Regions from separate parts of the Homo sapiens genome. Here region 2 is linked to region 1. Evidence: read pairs that join two places in POLR2A ChIA-PET (ENCODE). Cell type or tissue: GM12878. All regions are shown on one strand. Each heading gives the region's core, and the rest is flanking DNA. Links, peaks and the distances in the headings are about the cores only.

Region 1 (10,997 bases), core at 2,692-7,691:
TTTGGTTTGAGTAGGTAACAGACTGTCCCTGAGGTCCTTACTGACCAGAAGAGAAACACTCAGCTTTACAGTTTTGCTTCTCCTGCTTCAGCAATTTGAGCTAATTATGGAAAAGCCTTATTTGGTATAGTGAATTCTGTGCACTATCCAGATGTCCCCTTCAGAAACAGGCATTTATTTCCCTAGCTCCTGAGAGTGTTGGCTGCAGAAGCTGACAGCTATGGCTCTTTCTAAGAGTTGCCCCACTGATGGGAATGGTCTCACCAAGGTTACGTCTCTTCCCTGGGGCAGGCCTGCCCTCAATGCCAGGGAACAAAAGCCTGGTCCCCTTGCCTCAATTCAGAACAATTCTGAAGGCTATTTCAGCTCCAGGCCCCCACTGCAGCTGCACTGAAATTCAACTACTTCCTCCAATCTTGCTTCCCTCCCTTCCTGAGAGGACTCCCTAATTTAAAGCTCCTGTGTATAAATCTCTACATCAGTCTGTTTCTCTGGGAATCCTATCTAAAATAGTAGATTTTTTACTGTTCCATTGCCAGAGTAAAAGATAAGAGGGGAAAAAAAAGGCTACATAGAGCAGTTTGTGGCAGGAAGCCTAACATCCCTCAAAGTACTCCTCCCTCACAAACAAAATCCTGTGTTTCTCTTTCCAATTTATATATTTTTAATTTTTTTTCTTCTGGAGATATGGTCTCACTGTGTTGCCCAGGCTGGAATGCAGTGACTATTCTCAGATGTGATCACAGCTCACTGTGGACTTGAACTCCCTGGGCTCAAGGAATCAGCCTCCTGAGTAGCTAGGACTACAGGCACATGTCACCACACTGATCTCCAACTGACATTTTTTAAAATGGTGTTAGGTGTGATTTATTTCATACCTGGTTATTTCTTTAAGACACTAAAAATACATCATACTGTGTTTTTATTATATTTTACAAAGCTTGTTCTAATACATTATTTTTATATTTTTAAAACACTGTATTTAGTTGCTAATTAGCACTAGTTTCATTGCAATTGCCTACTTCCTTGCTGGTCTTCCACCCTAAACTGTCTTGTCTTTGAATCACTAGCACCTATCTTTGAGACTGACCCTGGTCAAGTATTCAGTTAATCTTGGTTGAATAAATGGAGAGATTGCATTCAGTCGAAATTGGGGAAAAGATTATAGCAGAAAAAAAAGCCCTAAAGGCCCAAATCAGGTTTCATTGAGTAAGATTTCTTATCCTCAGAAGACTAGAGATATTAACAATGAATTGCCAGAAAGACATATTAGAAACTTGCTTTCTTCAAAAAGAATCAGTATCCAGGCTGGGTGCAGTGGTTCATGCCTGTAATCCCAGAACTTTAGGAGGCTGAAGTGGGAGAATCACTTGAGGTCAGGAGTTCAAGACCAGACTAGGCAACATAGTGAGACCCTGTCTCTACAAAACTAAAAGAAAAATTACCCAGGTGTGGTGGTGTGCACCTGTAGTCCCAGCTACTTGGGAGGCTGAGGCAGGAGGATCACTTGAGCCCAGGAGGTTAAGGCCGCAGTGAGCCACGACTGTGCCACTGCACTCCACCCTGAGTGATAGAGCAATGCCCTGTCTCAAAATAATAATAACAATAATAAAGAAAATAAAAAGAAAAAAATAATTGGTATCTGGAATTCTGAGTTTGGCAACATGTAGACTAAGTTAATAGAACCCTACCCACAACAAAATTATGTATGAGATTTAATTTTAATTTCCTCCAATATTTTATTTTGAAAAACTTCAAAGCTAGAGTAAAGTTAAAAGTTGGAGAACAAAAAAGAGCTTTCCCCCCTTTTCCCTCTCTCTCTATCTTTATGAACTAATGGATTATTATTATTATATTTTTTTGAGATGGGAGTTTCGCTCTTGTTGCCCAGGCTGGAGTGCAATGGCACGAGCTCGGCCCACTGCAACCTCTGCCTCCTGGGTTCAAGTGATTCTCCTGCCTCAGCCTCCCGTGTAGTAGCTGGGATTACAGGCATGTACCACCATGCCTGGCTAATTTTGCATTTTTAGTAGAGACGGGGTTTCACCATATTGGTCAGGCTGGTCTTGAACTCCTGACCTCAGGTGATCCACCCACCTTGGCCTTCCAAAGTGCTGGGATTATAGGTGTGAGCCACCATGCCCAGCCGGATTATTATTTTTTTTTATACAATGTGCTGGTCTATCATGGTCATTATTATTTTTGATGCATAAATTGTCCCTTGTTTGATCAGCAAGTCTTCCTTCAATCTGACCTCCGTGTCCTTTTAACATGACCCCACTAATCTTTTGTTATTTCTTTGTATTCTGGCACGTACTACATGGCTGAACTCACAAGAAAGGAAATCCCCATATGCCAGAAAGAAAAGAGATCTGAAAGCCAAAGTGGTGTGTAACTGTACACTGACACTGATGTAGTCCTGGAGGTAATTAGGGAACTTAGAAATAAACCCTAACAGCTACACATATCCGTAAGTGGTGAGTGTAGCAGAGAGTAGAACTAAGTTTTTGGCTTGGTGTAAAGCTAGGACCTGTAAGTGCCATGAAAGGGGAATGAGAAACTCTACCCATAAGCCTAAGGACAGCAAGGTTCCAGGGACTTTGGGTAGGGGAAAAAAATCACTGGTGAGAGATAAAAATTGCCACACCATGGAGGGCACAGTAGCTCACGCCTGTAATCCCAGCACTTTGGGAGGCCAAGGCGGATGGATCACCTGAGGTCAGGAGTTCGAGACCAGCCTGACCAATACAGTAAAACCCCGTCTCTGCTAAAAATACAAAAATTAGCTGGGCGTGGTGGCAGGCTCCTGTAGTCCCAGCTACTCAGGAGGCTGAGACAGGAGAATCGCTTGAACCCAAGAGGCAGAGGTTGCAGTGAGCCAAGATCGCGCCACTGCACTCCAGCCTGGGTGACAGAGTGACACTCCGTCTCAAAACAAAAAAACAAAAAAACAGAAAAAAACCCTGCCACACATGTGGTGATTTAAATTATTTAAATTTAATTAAATAAATTTATTTTACTTTACTTTTTATTTATTTTTTTGAGCTAGGGTCTCACTCTGTCACCCAGGCTGAAGTCCAGTGGTGCCATCATGGCTCACTGTGAAGTCCAGTGGTGCCATCATGGCTCACTGCAGCCTCCACCTCCCTGGGCTCAAATGATCCTCCCACCTCAGCCCCCCAGTAGCGGAGATTACAGTCACGTGCCACCGAGCCCGGCTCATTTTTAAATTTTTTTTGTAGACATGGGGTTTTGCCATGTTGCCCAGGCTGGTCTTGAAATCCTGGGCTCAAGCAATCCTCCTGCCTCGTCCTCCAAAAGTTCTGGGATTACAGGCATGAGCCACTGCACCAGGCAATTTAATTTTAAATGATTTGTGTGGTATGGAAATCTCCAAGATACCCTCAGGGTGCCTAGCAAAGGCATGCACAAAATCTATTTGGAGGGACGTTCCCACAATCCACAACTCAATGTATCTTCATAGAATTAACAATTGCCATTCAAGATGTACCCACAATAAAAAATGACAAGACACATGAGGAAAGAATGTGAGGTGAACAAAGAGGAGTATTGACCATGTAGTACTTGATAGGTTAGGACATTCTGAAAGAAAGTATAAAATTAGAATCTTTAAATGGTGAAATAAATGAGGAACCAAAATTAAACAAATCACTGCGAAAAAGGAACAATGAATTTTCCTAACAACTTATTTCTAATAATGTAGCAATTAAAAAATAAAATTAAATGAGATTTATGAAATTAAATGAGAAATACATGGGGTGGATAAACAGCTGATTAGACACAACTGAGGAGAGTAGTGAATTACAGCAGGTACCAAATTTGTGAAATTAAGTAAATTAACCAGAATGAAGCACAATGAGAGGTGTCTAACAAGAATTCTTGTATGAAAGAATAGAGATGGCAGGGCGCGGTGGCTCACATCTGTAATCCCAGCACTTTGGGAGGCCGAGGAGGGCGGATCACTTGAGATCAGGAATTCAAGATGGCCTAGCCTACATGGCAAAACCTCATCTCTACTAAAAATACACAAATTAGCTGGGCGTGATGGTGCACACCTGTAGTCCCAGCTACTCAGGAGGCTGAGGCAGGGGAATCACTTGAACTGGGAGGCAGAGGTTGCAGTGAGCTGAGATCCCGCCTCTGCACTCCAGCCTGGGCAACAGAGTGAGAATCCATCTCACACACACAAAAAAAGACTAGAGAGTTTTTGTGAGGTAGTATTTGAAAATGGATGAGAAATTTCTAGAATTGATGCACAACATAAATCCTCAGTAAGATGAAGTAGACCAAGTGTTGAGTGGGATAAATAAAAATAAAACCTCTACCTAGAATACCAAAGAAAAGACAAAAATCTTACAAGCAATCATAAAGAAAAGGTGGATTAGCCAAAAGGATTTGCAAAGAGATAATAGACTTTTCAGCAGCAAAATGAGAGGGTAAAAGATAATGCAATATTATCTGTGAAGTGTTAAAGGAAAATAAAGCCTATGTGGAATTCTATACCAAACTATTATTCAGGAGTAAGGGTGAAGATAAATATTTTTAGGGACAGTTTCACTGAAAGAACTATTAAGAATGTACTTCAAGAAGGAGGAAATTGAATTCAAAAAGGAAGAAGGATTCAAGAAGCAGTGGTGAACAAAGAAAATGTTGAATGTGTAATTATATTTTAGTAAGCATTTAGTGTAAAGTGAAAAGTTAATGACTAACAGAAGGAAGTGGTTAAAAGCAAGGTGGAACTAAATTTAAGGAGATTGACAAATATGTTAAAATAAATTGCCTCCAGCACCTCTGTATCAGTCTGTTTGTGTTGCTATAAGGGAATACCTGAGGCTGGGTAATTCATAAAGAAAAGAGGTTTAATTGGCTCACCATTCTGCAGGCTGTGCAAGCATGACACCAGCATCTGCTCCACTTCTGATGAGGCCTCATGAAAGAAGATGAAGAGGGAGCCGGCTTATCACAGGGCAAGAGCAGGAGCAACAGAGATGGGGAGACGTGCCAAGCTGTTTTAAACAACTAGGTCTCTCATGAACTACCAGAGCGAGAACACACTCATCACCAAGGTGATGGTGCTAAGCCATGCATGAGGGATCCATGCCTGTGATCCAAACACCTCCTACCAGTCCCCACCTCCAACAATGGGATTACATTTCAACATGAGATTTGAGGGTAGCAAATATCCAAACTATAACATCCTCTCCAAATTTCCTCATGCTCATTTTTAATTCCTCTCACCCACCTGTCCCCCTGCCCTCATCTCTTGGAAACCACTGTTCTGCTTTCTGTCACTGTTGAGACAGATAGGCGGGTTGGTTCCGTTTTAATGTGGTCTGGAGGAAAAGAACAAAAGCCCCTTAAGCTTAAGTGCTAGCTTACCTCTCAGCCAATTAGTAACAAAACGCCTAAGAAACTGTTAAAAACAACTTCCTCCCTCAGGGAGCTAGGGACTTCCCCAGGGCTCTGCATGTGCAGTTAGACATCATCTCCAACCTACAGTTACCCCTTCCTCATTTCAGTGCTAACAATCACACCCAGGGCATGAAGATTTAAAATGCTAATGCTACATAGGATGTATGAAGAAGCATGTAGAGCCACTGTGCAAGTGCTAGAAAAAACCCTCCCATACATGCCCTGACCCAACCCTTCCCTAGAGAGAGACTCATTAAAACTAATCCACACGCTACCCTCAGGAGGCAGCCCATTCCTTTTGCTTTCATGGTGCTGGCTTCTTGTGCACAAGCTGAATAAAGTTTCCTTTGCTGCTATGTTTGGTGATCTCTCTTGATTTCTATACTGGGGGATTGCAAGAATCCAGGGCACCTGCCAGTAACACTATGAATTAGTTTGTAGTTTCTAAAATTTCATATAAATGGGAGTCATACAATATACATACACCTTTCTTTTTTGGTCTGGTTTCTTTCACTCAGGATAAATATCTTGAGATTCATCCATGACATTGCATGTAGCTACTGCCGTTTCTTTTTATTCCTCAGAAGTATTCCATGGTTTGGATTTGTATGGATATATCACAATTTATCCCTTCATCTGTTGATGATATTTGGGTTGTTTCCAGTTTCTGGCCATTTCAAATAAAGCTACTATAAATAAATCTTTGTATAGAAAATTATTTCATTTTTCTTAGGTAAATACTAGGAGTAGAAAATTTGGATTATATGTGAGGTATGTGTTTAACTTTTTAAGAAACTGAACAGCCGGGCACGGTGACTTACGCCTGTAATCCCAGCACTTTAGGAGGCCAAGGTGGGCAGATCATGAGGTCAGGAGTTTGAGACCAGCCTGGCCAACATGGCGAAACTCTGTCTCTACTAAAAATACAAAAAATAAAAATAAAAATAAAAATTAGCCTGGTGTGGTGGCATGCACCTGTAATCCCAACTACTCAAGAGGCTGAGTTAGGAGAATTGCTTAAACCCGGAAGGTGGAGGTTGCAGTGACCTGAGATTGTGCCACTGCACTCCAGCCTGGGTGACAAAGCAAGACTCTGTCTCAGAAGAAAAAAAAAAAAAAGGAAAGAAGGTGAACAGTTTTCCAAAGTTGTTCTGCTATTTTACATTCCCATCACCAATTTATGAAAATTCCAGGCCGGGCGTGGTGGCTCATGCGTGTAATCTGAGCACTTTGGGAGGCCGAGGCAGATGGATCACTTGAGGTCAGGAGTTTGAGATGAGTCTGGACAATATGGTGAAACCCATCTCTACTAAAAATACAAAAATTAGCCAGGTGTGGTGACATATGCCTGTAATCCCAGCTACTAAGGAGGCTGAGGCATAAGACTTGCCAACATTTGGTATGGTCAGCCATTCTAATATTGGCCATTCTAATAGGTATATAGTAGTATTTCATTGTAATTTTTAATTTCCAGTGACTAATGATGTTGAACAACTTTTCATATGCTTATTTTCCACTTAAGTATCTTTTTGGAGGAAGTGTCTGTTCAAATATTTATCTATTTTTAAAATTGGGTTGTTTTCTTATTATTGAAAGTTCTTTATATATTGTGGGTAAAAGTTATCAGATACACAATTTATAAATATTTTCTCAAAGTCTGTGGCTTGCATTTTCATTCTCTTAATAGTTACTTTTACAGAGCAAAAGATTTTTATGAAGTTCAGTTTTTTAAAAATATATTATGCTTTTAGCATTGTATCTAAAAAATCTTTTCCTAAAAAAGGTCACAAAGATTTTTCTCGTTTACTTCAAGCAGTTTTGTAGTTTTAGGTGTGAAAGGAAAATATCTTAGGCCTCCAAAATCACTAAGCTAAAGCGAAAATTCAAGCTGGGAACTGCTTAGGGCAAACCTGCCTCCCATCCTATTCAAAGTCATCCCTCTGCTCACTCAGATAAATGCATATCTGATTGCCTCTTTTGGAAAGGCTAATCAGAAACTCAAAAGAATGCTGCCTTTGTCTCTCATGGATTGATGTCTCATGTCTCCCTAAAATGTATAAAACCAAGTTTTGTCCTGACTACCTTGGGCACATAGCATCAGGACTTCCTGAGGCTGTGTCATGAGCATGCATCCTCAACCTTGGCAAAATAAACTTTTTAAATTAACTGAGACCTGTCTCAAATTTTGGGGGTTCACATAGGTTTTACATTTAGTTCTAAATATTGATTTTTATTTAATTTTTGGGTATGGTATGAGGTATGGATTAAAGTTTTTTTGGATATGGAGACCTAATTTTAATCTTTGTTATGACTGATTTAGCTATTTATGGACCTTTATTATTCCTCATACATTTTTGAGTTTTACTAGTTCCTTAAATCTTACTGGAATTTTAATTGCAATTACAGTCAATGTAGAGATTAATTTGGGGGAAAATCAACATGAGCCTTCAGAGTCTCTCCAGTTGTTTCACTGAAACTGTCTTGCCAAAGTCATCAGTTACCTCCATGTTGCTAAATCCAACAGGCAAGTTTTAATCTAAATCTTACTTGGCCTCTCAGTAGCATTTGGCAAAGGGTATCATTTCCTCTTCAATGAAACTTGGTTTCCAGGACTCTATACCAGAGATTAGCCAACTTTTTCTGTAAAGGGCCAGATAGCAACTCTAAACTTTGAGGACCTTATAATCTCTTTTGCAATTACTCAGCTCTGCCTGTACTGACTACAGTGTGAAAACAGCCATAGACAATATGTAAACAAATAAAAGGCAGCAAGTCAGATTTGGTCTCTGTGAGCTATAGTTTGCCAACTTTTGCTCTATATTCTCCTCGTTTTAATCCTATCTTTCATTCATCCTTACCTTACCTTTTCTGTCTCTTGTGTTTGTTGCTCCTTGTTCCCTTAATCTGTTAACATCAGAGCACCCCAGGACCTAATTTTTGACCTTTCTTCTTATCTATAATAGATTGTTGATGATATCACCCAATGTCATGATTTTAAGTATTTTATCTATGCTAATAAATCTGAAATTTATATCTCCAGCTCAGATCACGTACTGAACTCCAGATGTTATATCCAATGTCCTTTTAACATCTCCACTTCGATATCTGATAAACATCTCAATCAAGACATGTCCAGAACTCCTCTGTCTTAACAAACCTACTCTGTTTTCAACATAGTTATTAGTCAAGGTCTCCAGAGAAAGAGAATCAATAGGATATATGTATATTTATACCTATGTATTGACTGATAGAGGAAATCCATTAAAGCTATTGGCTCACACAGTTATAGACGCTAAGAAGTTTAACAGTCTTCCATGTGCAAGTTGAAGAACCAGGAAAACTGGTGGCATAATTTAGCTTGAGTCCAAAGGCCTGAGAACTGGGAGCTGACAGTGTAAGTCCTGGTCTTAGCCTGAAAGCCTGAGAACCAGGAGCAGTGATATCAGTAGATAGATGTCTTAGTTCAAGCAGAGAGAGCAAATTTGACCTTCCTCATCCGTTTGATTCTAGTCTGGACTTCAAAAACTTGGATGATGCCCACCCACATTGGTGAGAGTGACATTCTTTACTGAGACTACCAAGTGAAATGCTAATCTCTTCTAGAAACACCCTCACAGACACCACAGAAATAATATTTACCAGCTATATGGGCATCCCTTAGCCCAGTCAAGTTTATCATAAACTAAAAGACAAGCCACATATTGGAAAAAGATAATTAACAAAGGACTAGTATCCAGAATATATAAAGGATTGGTTAGAAAAAGCCAGACAACCCAACAGAGAAAAGAGGACAAAAGATAGAGACACACATTCATAATGGGAAACCATAATGGCCAATAAACATATGACAAGATGATCTGCCTCCCCAGTAATTAAGAAATGCAAATTAAAACAATATACCATTTTATATCCATTAGTTTGACAATGAGAAAAATCATACATAACAGTGAGGATGTGGGGAAATGGGACCTTTCACACACTGTCGATTGGAATGTAAACTGGTACAACTATTTTAAAGAGCAATTTAGAAATTTCTGGAAAAGCTGAATATGCACATACGCTAGGACTCAACAGTTCTGCTCCTTGGTGTATGTCCAGGTAAACTTTTTCTTGGGTGTAAAAATCTATGTGCCAGAGTTTTTTGCAAATTGGTTTGCAACATAAAAAAACTGGAGACAATACTATCACTCATCAATGGAGACATGAATGAACAAACTTGTTTATTCTTACAATGGAATAAAACTTAAAAGACCTGAATTCATGCCAAATTATGGCTAAATCGCCAAAACCTAATGTATGATGAAAAGTTGCAGAATACATGGAGCATAACGCCATTCATTTACATTTTAAAATCACAAAACAACTGTTTTTTGAATACATACACACTTGGTAAAAGTATAAACACAAGTAAGGGAATGATATCCACAAACTATAAAACAGTAATTATCCTGGAGAGAGAGGAGAAAGAGAAGGGTGGGGTTTAGCTTTATAAGATTTTATGACTTAGACCTTTAAACAAACATGGCAAAATGTAACAACTATCAAATGTGGGAATTAGGTTCATGAGTGTGCTATATTATTTGCTAATATTTAAAATATTTTATAGTTAATTTTATATTAAAAATCACTAGTAGCTTATTGTCTTTTAACACTTACATGTTGATATACTCACTGTAAACAATATTTAAACGTGCAGGAGTAAATAGAATAAAAGTTCTCACTTACTGCTTCCTTCCCTAAATCTCTTTTCCTTCCCGATTAAGATTAATCATGTATCGTTTCTACCCATTTGTACATATATATGCAAATATGTACACAAAAAGTTTTCTTGTATATAAGTGAATTTCTAGCAACACCTGCTTACACACACACACACACACAAATGAACATCCGTTTTCTGAAATGCTTGGGATCAGAAGTGTTTCAGATTTCTTTTTTTTTTTTTTTGTATTTTGGATTATTTGCATTATATACTTACTGGTTGAGCACTCCAAATCTGAAAATCTGAAATCTTCCAGTGGCCATTTCCTTTGAGCATCAGTCATGTTGGTGGGTCAGAAAGTTTTGGACTTTGGAGCATTTGAATTTCTGGATTAGGGATACCCAAACTGTGTGTGTGTGTGTGTGTGTGTGTGTGTGTGTGTGTGTGTGTGTGTATCCTCATCCTTTTCAACTCTTGGAAAATATTCCAGAGTATAAATAAGCCACCTTTTCTTTCATTGTACCCTAACTTTGGAAACTCAGTCTGTTTTAAATTGTTTAAAATTATAATGTTACAGCAATTTCTGTACATATACCTGAGTACACATTTATTAGTATTCTTTGAGTTTTTGAGAAATAGACTGAATATATTTAAAATTTTGATGATGTCAATTTTCCTTTCAAAAAGGCCCTATAGTCAGGTGTGGTGGCTCAAGTCTCTACTCTCAGCTATTAATGATGTTGCGAGGATTGCTTGAGTCCAGAAGTTTGAGTCCAGCCTAGACAACACGGAGAGATCTTGTCTCTAAAAAAAAAAAACCCAAAGAAACAAAAGGCCCTATAATTTATATTCCTTTAAAAAT
Region 2 (10,997 bases), core at 2,425-7,424, 75 kb before region 1:
AGCCAAGAATGGTGGCACGCACCTGTGATCCTAGCTACTCAAAAGGCTGAGGCAAAAGGACTACTTGAGCCCAGGAGTTTGAGGCTGCAGTAGTGAGTTATGACTGTGCCACTCTACTACAGCTTAGGTGACAGAGCGAGTCCCTGTTTCTAAGAAGGAAAAAAAAAAAGTCATTTCTCTTATTCATCTCAAGTTTTAACATGTTCCTTACCTCAAGAAATCTCCAATGCACCAAAAGGACAATTGGGAGAGACTGGGGAAAAGTCTCATGTGAGCAAAACAAGAAATACTGAAAGAAATGATGCCTTATGCTACAAACTCTTTTTTTTTTTTTTGAGACAGAGTCTCGCTCTGTCACCCAGGCTGGAGTGCAGTGGTGCGATCTCAGCTCACTGCAAGCTCTGCCTCCTGGGTTCATGCCATTCTCCTGCCTCAGCCTCCAGAGTAGCTGGGACTACAGGCGCGTGCCACCACGCCCAGCTAATTTTTTGTATTTTTTAGTAGAGACAGGGTTTCACCATGTTCGCCAGGATGGTCTCGATCTCCTGACCTCGTGATTCACCCGCCTCGGCCTCCCAAAGTGCTGGGATTACAGGCGTGAGCCACTGCACCCGGCCTATGCTACAAACTCTTGACATGACTCCTTGCTTTATCAACCTGTCTTAGAAGTAGAAAGTGAAAGTCACTGAGTGCAGGTACCGATGTGTTTCTTAGAATTAAAAATAAAACCACTTCTGATGAGAAAACATACTCCATTTGGCTGGTTTGACTATGAGGACCAGCAATTAGATTTTATAGCAGTACTTCCCATTAAAGTGAATAACCAAAATCACTTTAAGGTCAAGATCTTAGTCAATACATTATGTAAAAACATATACAACAGACAATACACCAGAAACTAAATCTTTTGCAACCTTTTAAACTTATGATGAAAAACATTAATGTCAGCTCTAAAATGTATTAAGCAGTTTTTACAAAAAAAATGTATAGAATACAGGAGCCAAAACATTTAACAATTACCCTAACTTGCTGACACAGAATACTATTAATAAATAATACTGATCAAAGAAAAGTAATCAATTTGAAAAGTGGTGGGGGTAGAAGGAACAACAACAACCCTTAAATTTCAGTGCCTGAAAATGTCTATACCAAAGCCTCATTCCTTGCTCCTCCAAAGTAGTCAATAGCATCTCTAAAGCAGTTAAGTTTCCAGGTCCTTGCCAAAGTAGTCAGTAGGTATCTCTAAAGCAGTTAAGTTTCCAGGTCAACCTAACTTTCTGTTGCAAGCAACAAATGGTACCAGAAGCTAAAAATCCCTAATTTGCTCTCAAATACTTAGTGAAGAATCTACCAGGCCCAGTGGCTCAAACCTATATTCCCAGCTATCTCAGATACTGAGGCAGAAGGATCATCTGAAGCCAGGGGTTTGGGGCTGTAGTGAGGTATGACTGCACCACTGCACTTCAGCCTGGACCATAGAGTGAGGCTCTCTCTAAAAAAAAAGGAATCGAAATTACAGTATTTGGAAGTTATTTAGCATATGGCTTTTTAATGAGACACTCACCATACTGAAACTACTCAATAGGCTGATATTTCATGAAACTTGGGAGGTAGAAATATCTTCAGATAAAAAAATTACACTTAAGTATCTTCTAGCATTCTCAAAACTTTATTTTATCAGGAACTAAAAAGTGTAACATCTTGATTCCACATTATAAGAGGAAAAGTTGCATTTACTAGTTCACATACTATTTTTAAACATTACCACAATTTTTTTTTTTTTTGAGGCAGGGTCTCCCTCTGTCACCCAGGCTGGAGTGTAGTGGGATGATCATGACCCACTGTAGCCTCAACCTCCGGGGCTTAAGCAATCCTTCTAAGTAGCTGGGACCACCATGCCAAGCTAATTTATTTATTTACTTTTTTGATAGAGATAGAGTCTCACTATTTTGCCCAGGCCGGTCTCAAACTCCTGGGCTCATGCGATCCACCTGCCTCCGTTTCTCAAAGTGCTGGGATTATGGGTGTGAGCCACCACGCCCGGCCACTTCTCCCATTTTTGACAAAATAATAAATGGAGGTAAAATAATCAAATAATAAAAGAAAAAAAATTACATATTAATTCAATTCTATAAAAGCCCAACTATTAGGGAAAAAAGTATGGAGACTTTTACATCTATTGGCAATATTTTACCTATTCAATCCAAAGAGAAACACACTACAAAGAAAATTTCGGTAGGATATGGTGCTTCACACCTGTAATTCCAACACTTTGGGAGGCCGAAGAGGGCGGATCACTGGAACCTAGTAGTTCGAGACCAGCCTGGGCAACATGGCGGAGCCCCATCTCTACAAAAAAATGCAAAAAAAAAGAAAAAAAAGCTGGGCATGGTGGCACACACCTATAGTCCCACCGACTTGGGAGGCTGAGGTGGGAGAATCACCTGACCGCAGGAAGTTGAGGCTGCAGTGAGACATGATCGTGCCACTGCACTCGCCTGGGCATCAGAGTGAGATCCTGTCTCAAAAAAAAAAAAGAAAAAGAAAAAAAATTCTACAAACATCCATTTACTTCCAATGAAACACTACAACTGACACATTATGAAAATAGAACATCAATGGTTCAGATTAAAAGAAAAGAAAAATTTCTGAACAAATCAAATCTAAGTTGAATATTGTTAACCTTACCACCTTTAAAATACAGCTGACCCAAGGCCGGGCGAGGTGACTCACGCCTGTAATCCCAGCACTTTGGGAGGCCAAGGCGGGTGGATTACCTGAGGTCAGGAGTTTGAGACCAGCATGGCCAACATGGTGAAACCCAGTCTCTACTAAAAATACAAAAATTAGCTGGGCATGGTGGCGGGCCCCTATAATCCCAGCTACTTGGGAGACTGAGGCACGAGAATCGCTTGAACCCAGGAGGCAGAGGTTGCAGTCAGCCAAGATTGCGCCACTGCACTCCAGCCTGGGCGACAGAGCAAAACTCCATCTAAAAAAATAAAATAGAATAAAATAGTAAATAAAATACAGTTGACCCATGAACTACACAGGGATTATGGTCCCGGCAACCTGTCAGCCCCTCACTCCATCAAAAATCTGCAAGTAACTTTTGACTCCCAAAAGTTAATAGCCTACTGCTGACCAGGAGCCTTACATTAACAGAAACAGTCCATTAACATGTATCTAGTATATGTATTATATATTGTATTATTACAATAAATTAAGCTAGAGAAAAGAAAATGTTAAGAAAATCATAAAGAAGAGAAAATATAATTACTATTCATTAAGTGGAGTAGATCATCATAAAGTCTTCATCCTTATCATCTTCAAGTTGAGTAGACTGAAGAGAAGGAGGAAAAGGAGGGGTTGGTCTCGCTGTCTCAGGGGTGGCAGAGGCTAAAGAAAGCCTACATGTAAGTGGAATTGCACGGTTCAAACCCATGTTGTTCAAGGGTCAACTGTACGCTGAGTATAAAGCCTTATTACCTAGTAAACAGAGGCTTCTGAAGGCTAGTCATGAAATAGTTGGCATTCATTCCCTCTCACCACTCCCTATACGTGCCTTCTTGTACGTCAAGGGCAGGAATGCTTTATTTAAAAAAAAAAAAAAAAAAAAAAACTGGCCAGGTGCATTTGCTCATGCCTATAATCCCAGCATTTTGAGAGGCCAAGGCAGGAGGATCACTTAAGCCCAGGAGTTCAAGACCAGACTGGGCAATACAGTGAGATCCCATCTCCACAAAAAACAATTTTTTTAATTAGCTGGGTGTGGTGATGAGCACCTATAGTCCCAGCTACTAAGGAGGACCTCTTGAGCCGGGGAGGACTGCTTGGGCCCAGGAGGATTGCTTGAGCCCAGGAGGTTGAGGCTGCAGTGAGCCAAGATCATGTCACTGCACTCCAGCATGGGTGACACAGTGAGACCCTGTCCCCCCAACCAAAAAAAAAAAAAAAAAGCTACATTTCCCAGACTTTCCTTTACAGTTAGTATTGGAAATGCAAACAAGGTTCTGCTAGTTAGACAGCCTCTTATGAGATTTGTAAAGCAGAAGTGATAATGGAAGCTATCTTTCTGTTGCTGATTTAAGTGGTGAGCAATGACACAAAGAAGGTTTAGAAACAATTGTGATAGCCTAACTCTACTCACCAGATATAAAGGCAACTGGAAGAAGCTGTGGTACCAGATTCAGTGTTCCTATGACTACTTACCAGTTTGTTTCCTGACCTCTCAGTCACAGCTATGGGCTTATGTTCTTGAATATATTAATCTAGTGATAACCCTCTGATTCCAGCTCTTCCAGACCATGCAATGATTTTGTAAGTACCAAATTGCCTACCATAAGATATCTTTCTGCCTAAAAATCCTAGAATAGAGTTTGTTTCTTGCAAGGAGCTCTGAAAGAAACAATACTGTTCATTATGCTTAAAATATGCATTGCCTGTATTTTTCCTCTCCCTCATTTCAGAAGTCAAATACACAAGAATTATTCTACACTGCTATTATAAATTGAAATGCTTAGGTCCATGTGAAAAATTAAAAGTTCTCTTAGCCATAGTCAGAAATTATTTTATTTATAATATATGCTAATCATGAATCAATATAGAATATTAACACTCCTTACACTGATGATCCTGCTTTTCTTGGCTGAATAAATTTATATCAGTAACATACAAAGATACAGCTACTGTTGGTTTTACGGTTTTGGGTTTTATTTTGGGGCGGGGGGAGCAACAGGGTCTCACTCTGTCACCCAGGCTGGAGCACAACCCGAGCTCACTACAGCCTCAACCTTCCAGGCTCCAGAGATCTTCCTGTCTCAGCCTCCTGAGTTGCTGGGACAAAGGTGTATACCACCTCACCAGGCAATTTTTTTTTTTTTTCAGAGACAGGGTTTTTTTATGTTGTCCAAGCTGGTCTCAAACTCCAGGGCTCAAGCAATCCTCCCACCTTGTCCTCCCAAAGTGCTGGGATTACAGGAATGAGCCACTGTGCCTGGTCTGGGTTTTGTTTTTTTAGAGATAGGGTCTCATTATGTTGTCCAGGCTAGACTCAAGTCCTTTGGCTCAAGCAATCCTCTCACCTCAGCCTCCCATGTAGCTGGGACTAAAGCGCACACCACCATAGGCAACCTCTATTATCATTTAAAAAAACTATTCTTTTACTTTGATTATAAAAGGAATATATGATCATTGTAAAAAGTGTGGAAAATATAGAAACATTTTTAAATTGGGGGCTGGGCCCAGTAGCTTACATCTGTAATCACAGTGCTTTAGGAGGCTAAGGCACAGGATTGCTTGAGCCCAGGAGTTCACAACCAACCTGGGCAACAGAGCAAGACCCTATCTCTACCAAAAAAAATTTTTAAATTAGCTGGGCATGATGACATGTGCCTGTAGTCCTAACTACTCAGGAGGCTGAGGTGCGAGGCTTACTTGAGCCCTGGAGTTCGAGGTTACACCAAGTATGATCACACTACTGCACTCCATCCTGGGCAACAGAGGAGACTAAGAAAATTAAAAATAAAGAAATTAATAACCATCCCCCAAAACCAGGTACACTGAACAGTTGTACACGTACAATTTTGTATCCTACTTTAGCACTCTAACAATTGTTTTCCTTTGAAATCCTTTACAATGAATTACTAATAAAAGATATATGCAGATGTACCTAATTTAACGACTCTTTTTTGTTAAAAATTAAGGTAATTTTCAATTTTTTAAAATTATAACTAATGCTTCACTGAATACTTTTGGATAAAAAGCTTTCTGAAGGATAAATGTGTTATATCCATGCAATGGGACATTATTCAGCCATTAAAAGGAATGAAGTACTGATACATACCACAACATGGATAAACCTTGAACATATTATGCTAAGTGAAAGAAGCCAATTACAAAAGGCCACATATTTCCTACACGGCTGATGGAAACGTAAAACTATGCAGCCACTTTAGAAAACAGACTAGCAGTTCTGCAAAATATTAAACACAGAGTTACCATACAACCCAGCAACTCTACTCCTAGGTATATATACCCAAGATAAATTAAAACAAATCCATGCAAAAACTTGTACATGAATGTTCATATTTATAGCAGCATTATTCATAACTGAAATGTGCAAACAACCCAACGTCCATTCACTGATAAATGGACAAATAAAATACTGTATAAGCATTCAACAGAATAATATTCAGCCATAAAAGAGAATGATGGGCCTGGCGCAGTGGCTCACACCTGTAATCCCAGCACTTTGGCAGGCCGAGATGGGCGGATCACCTGAGGTCGGGAGTTCAAGACCAGCCTGAACAACATGGAGAAACCTCGTCTCCATTAAAAATACAAAATTAGCCAGGCATGGTGGCACAGGCCTGCAATCCCAGTTACTTGGGAGGCTGAGGCAGGAGAATCACTTGAACCCAGGAGGCAGAGGTTGCAGTGGGCCGAGATCACACCACTGCACTCCAGCCTGGATAACAAGAGCGAAACTCCATCTCAAAAAAAAAAAAGAGAATGATGTACTGATACATGCTATATGAATAAATCTTGAAACATTATGCTAAATGAAAAAAGCCAGACACAAAAGGTCACATATCGCATGATTCCACTTACATTAAATGTCCAAAGAGGCAAATCTAGAAAGAGAAAATATGTAAACGGCTATCAGAGGATGTGGGGAGGGAAGAACAGAAATGACTACTCATTTTGTTTTGGGGTGATGAAAATATAAAATTAGTAGCAACGGTTGTACAACACTGACTTATGTAAAAAAGGTGATTTTGGCCAGGCGCAGTGGCTCATGCCTGTAATCCCAGCACTTTGGGAGGCCAAGGCGGGCAGATCACCTGAGGTCAGGAGTTCGAGACCAGCCTGAACAACATGGAGAAACCCCATCTCTACTAAAAATACAAAATTAGCCAGGCATGGTGGCACATGCCTGTAATCCCATCTACTCGGGAGGCTGAGGCAGGAGAATCGCTTGAACCCGGGAGGTGGAGGCTGCGGTGAGCCGAGACTGCACCACTGCACTCCAGCCTGGGCAACAAGAGTGAACCTCCATCTTAAAAAAAAAAAAAAAGGGCCAGGTGCAGTGGCTCACACTTGTAATCCCAGGACTTTGGGAGGCCAAGGCAGGCGCATCACGAGGTCAGGAGATCAAGACCATCCTGGCTAATATGGTGAAACCCCGTCTCTACTAAAAATACAAAAACATTAGCCAGGCATGGTGGCGGGCACCTGTAGTCCCAGCTACTCGGGAGGCTGAGGCAGGAGAATGGCATGAACCCGGGAGGCGGAGCTTGCAGTGAGCCGAGATCGCGCCACTGCACTCCAGCCTAGGTGACAGAGCAAGATTCCATCTCAATAATAATAATTTTAAAAAGGTGATTTTTTATGTGAATTATCTCAATTAGGGTGTCATTAAGGAAGGAAAATAACCTCCTCTCCCCCCAAAGAAGAAAAAAAAAGGTTACTTCCTTAGAATAATCTCTCAGAAGTGGAAATACACACAAATATGCCAAAGCGCTTTTGAAACAGGTTCCAGATTTATACTACCTCCAACAACATATTTAGTACCTGTGTCATCACTGTACTCAGGTCTGAACAAGCACCATTCCTTAAACCTTAAATCTGATAAGAGAAACTTGCTATTGTTTATTACTTTAAAAATGAACACTTTCTCCCCATATCTTAATCATAAACTTTTCAAATGGTCAGTTCTTAGCCTTTAAAAGTGACTTCTCTATGTATATAACACAAATGTTTCGATTTCTCAGGAAATGTAGAAATGGACTTTCTTACAATTTTGGTCAGCAATAATTAACTCATCCTAACTCAGTTCTATTTCAGCTTTTAACCTTAAAACTTTCCTTTAAGTCACATATTTTTAAAACAGTCCGAAAAACTACTCTCCTCCTTAGACAGGGAAATTAAAATTTCCCTGAAAGATCACTACCTGGGTTATACATGTTTCTAGTTTCCTGATGGCACTTAACTTTCAAGTGAAATGTCCAAGTGGCTCCCAAGACATTTTAAAACGATATGGTATTGTTGAAAGGAAATTAAACATTTATTAACATCTTATTCTACAAGCCAAATGCTTTATGTGCATTACTTCATTTAATCCTAACAAATGTATTACTCTCACTTAACTGAAAAGGAAAATGAAAATCACCAACGGTAAGAACTTGCCACGCAGCAAATATGCAGCAAAGTTAGAGATCAAATCGAGGTGTGTCTAAATTTCAAAGTCCATATTCTTTCTGCCACTTTACAATGCTTTCCAAGCTAAATGACTATGGAAAATCAGGCAAGACTTTGAATACTTGTTCTGCCACTTACTGTGTGACTAATTTCTAAACTTCTTCAGAGTAGAGTTTACAAAAACAAGGTCACTGTTCACAAAATAAATCTTAAAAGAGGAGGCTAAAAATTCACTGTGAGATGAAACTTTCTTTAAATACTATTTTTTCAACAGCAAAATGTATGGAATAATTCTAAACACTTTTCTAGAATTTGTTTCAAGATTCACTTTACCTTCCAACAGAGGCACTTGCATATCCACTCACAAACATGTAATGTAGATAAAAAACACTTCTTTAGGGGCTGTCAAGTCTCTTCTGTAGACCACAAATGCATCATTTCTCAGTAGAAAAGGCCACATCAACTACATTGCTCTTTACTCTTCTTTACCACATGAGAAATGTTTTCAGCAACATATACACCATTCAGGAAGTAGCACAAGGGGGTAAGAGAAAAAGCTACTGAAGAGAAAAAGACTGGAGGAGCTTGTGAGCAAGCAGTGATACAACACAGAAAGGACGAGGTTAAGAACAATAAAAATGAAGGCAAGACATCAGCGGTCTACTCTACCCCAGGTAATGGATATCACTGTGATCAAGGAAAAATCCTTAAAGGATCTTTGATTTGCTTTTACAATTGCTATTTAACGACCCAAACAACCACTTGACAAATTTGGAACTGGTGATTTCCAAAGAATGCAATATACCAATATATATGAGCAATTCTTCCACAAGGATTTTTCACATTCATAAAACAAAAATCAAAGGAAACATTAACATAAGAATTCTTACATGCTAAAATTTTTCCAAGAACTATTTCACTCCTCATTCTCACACATAAAAAGGGTAGCAATATCTAATAAAATTGTCATACTACAGATAGATGAAGGCCTTCAATAAAACACAGTTTTCTTCCAAAATTATTTTACTATTAAAGGATCAGTCGGACTTGGACAGACTAAAAAATATAAACTTATCTACAGGCTCATATTTTACCCTAGGGCTATTATTAAAATAATTCTGCTGTACATAGAATCCTGAATGGTTTTCATCAGCTAGTATAAAACAATCAGGCTATTGTGCAATGGTAAGAGGGCTCTTAAGAAAAAAATTACTGCTGAAAGTAATTCTTTTCTCCAGTTGACTTACCACATTCTACTCTCTATAAACACCATTGTTTTTAATCACAACTTTACCTACAGCTTTATCCTCGTCAAACAGAATTTTCACTTTCCAATATGACCCTTTCAAACTGAAGTAATAAAAAGTAATACTTTTATGATAATATTCGTTAAAGTGAAATGTCAGAGTCTATGTAAGATTTTGTGAAAAAACATATATTCATATTGAGGTATCTGGAAGGATGTTCATCAAAACATGACCACTGACTAGTTATTATATTTTAGGGTGGTAGGATTAAAACTTTTTCCTTAGCTTGTATATACTTTCTGATGTTCTACATTAAATACAGTTTGTGTGTGTGCATAAAAGAGAATAATTTCAGTTAAAGGGTAAGAAATGTAGACCCCATATTTTAATTCAGTAGCACCAGTTCAAATCCAGTTATTCAGAATTAACAAAGCAACTGTTGCTCAAAAAATGCCAATAAACTCCCGAGCCAACTAAGTTCAATTTTTCTTTGAGACAGGGTCTTGCTCTGTCATCCAGGCTGGAGTGCAGTGGTGTGAGCTCAGCTCACTGAAGCCTTGACATCCTAGGCTCAAGCAACCTCCCACCTCAGCCCCCAAGGAGCTGGGGTCATAAACACACTCATGCCCAGCTAATTTTTGTATTTTTTATAGAGATAGGGTTTCACCCTGTTGCCTGGGCTGATCTCGAACTCCTGTACTCAAGCAATCGCCCACCTCAGCCTCCCAAAGTGCCGGGATTACAAGCGTGAGCCAACCACTGTGCCCAGTCTCAGAGTTCAATTTTTAAACAATAATTTTTCTCCAGTCAGAAAATGCTGCCTGTAACTTTGTGTCTCTTTAAAGAACTGGGGGAGAAGGTAGAGGGAGAGTGTGGAAAACGGACTGGAATGTCCAGGTGACCACAGGAAAGGTAACAGGAAAAAACTTGAGAAAACAAGACAACACCATTTCATTGATTTGTAAAAGAAATCACAGAGTAGAAGAAAGTAAATTATCAGAGAAAGTAAGCAAGCACTTAAAGGGTAATAAGTAAAAGCAGAAAAAAAAGTTAAAAAAAATTGAACTCAGGAGTATTTATGTAAATTATTCTGAAAGGGGGGGGGGGAGGGCTGAGAAAATGCTATATAACAAACTGAATCAGTTCTGCTTTCTTGACCAGAAAAGTAACGCCTTTCAATAATCTTATTTAGCATAAGCAGTAAAACCAAGAACACTCTGTCAGAGGATCTGAAGATCTTTTGTGCCTGCTTTGGAATGAACTATTAGATACACAGTTAAACAATATACAAACATATAAATAGCACATTTTATGCAATAAATGAATCTAGAAGTAATCATCAGATGTAAAGAGAACATAACTTTGAAAAAGAAGGTAAAAGCACTGATATAACTCCACTGACCACCATAAAGAAATTTCTTTAAACCAAAATAAGTAATTCTACTAGACTAAACCATAAGAAATTGCCAATATTCACCAGGTGTGGTGGCTTACGCCTGTAATCCCAGAGCTTTGGGAGATCGAGGCATGCGCATCACTTGAGGTTGG

Evidence for each region. Peaks named below come from ENCODE experiments on the same cell type or tissue, not always from the same donor. Only the 100,000 strongest peaks of a DNase experiment are listed, where the experiment ranks them.
Region 2: POLR2A ChIA-PET joins it to region 1 with 10 read pairs; 8 of 35 experiments call an interaction of 5 or more read pairs at or near these places.

The regions. Positions count from the first base shown.
Region 1 is chr5:131,204,060-131,215,056 of GRCh38, reverse strand. It overlaps LOC124901061 (a long non-coding RNA gene), which reads left to right. Exons shown (of 2, transcript XR_007058932.1): 2 at 4,904-5,789. LYRM7 (LYR motif containing 7) reads right to left here. Exons shown (of 5, transcript NM_181705.4): 5 at 9,629-10,997. It also overlaps a transcript of CDC42SE2 not described here. Among named protein-coding and RNA genes, the nearest start is that of LYRM7, 39 kb to the right of the region's middle. RefSeq lists an enhancer at 2,167-2,306. In GM12878, for the core only: no CTCF peak of the experiment used is centred there; DNase peaks (open chromatin) are centred at 4,764 and 5,486; H3K4me3 peaks cover 2,669 bases; H3K27ac peaks cover 3,689 bases.
Region 2 is chr5:131,279,011-131,290,007 of GRCh38, reverse strand. All of the region lies in intron 1 of CDC42SE2 (CDC42 small effector 2), which reads right to left. Among named protein-coding and RNA genes, the nearest start is that of CDC42SE2, 20 kb to the right of the region's middle. RefSeq lists an enhancer at 680-739. In GM12878, for the core only: no CTCF peak of the experiment used is centred there; no DNase peak of the experiment used is centred there; H3K4me3 peaks cover 1,124 bases; H3K27ac peaks cover 2,454 bases.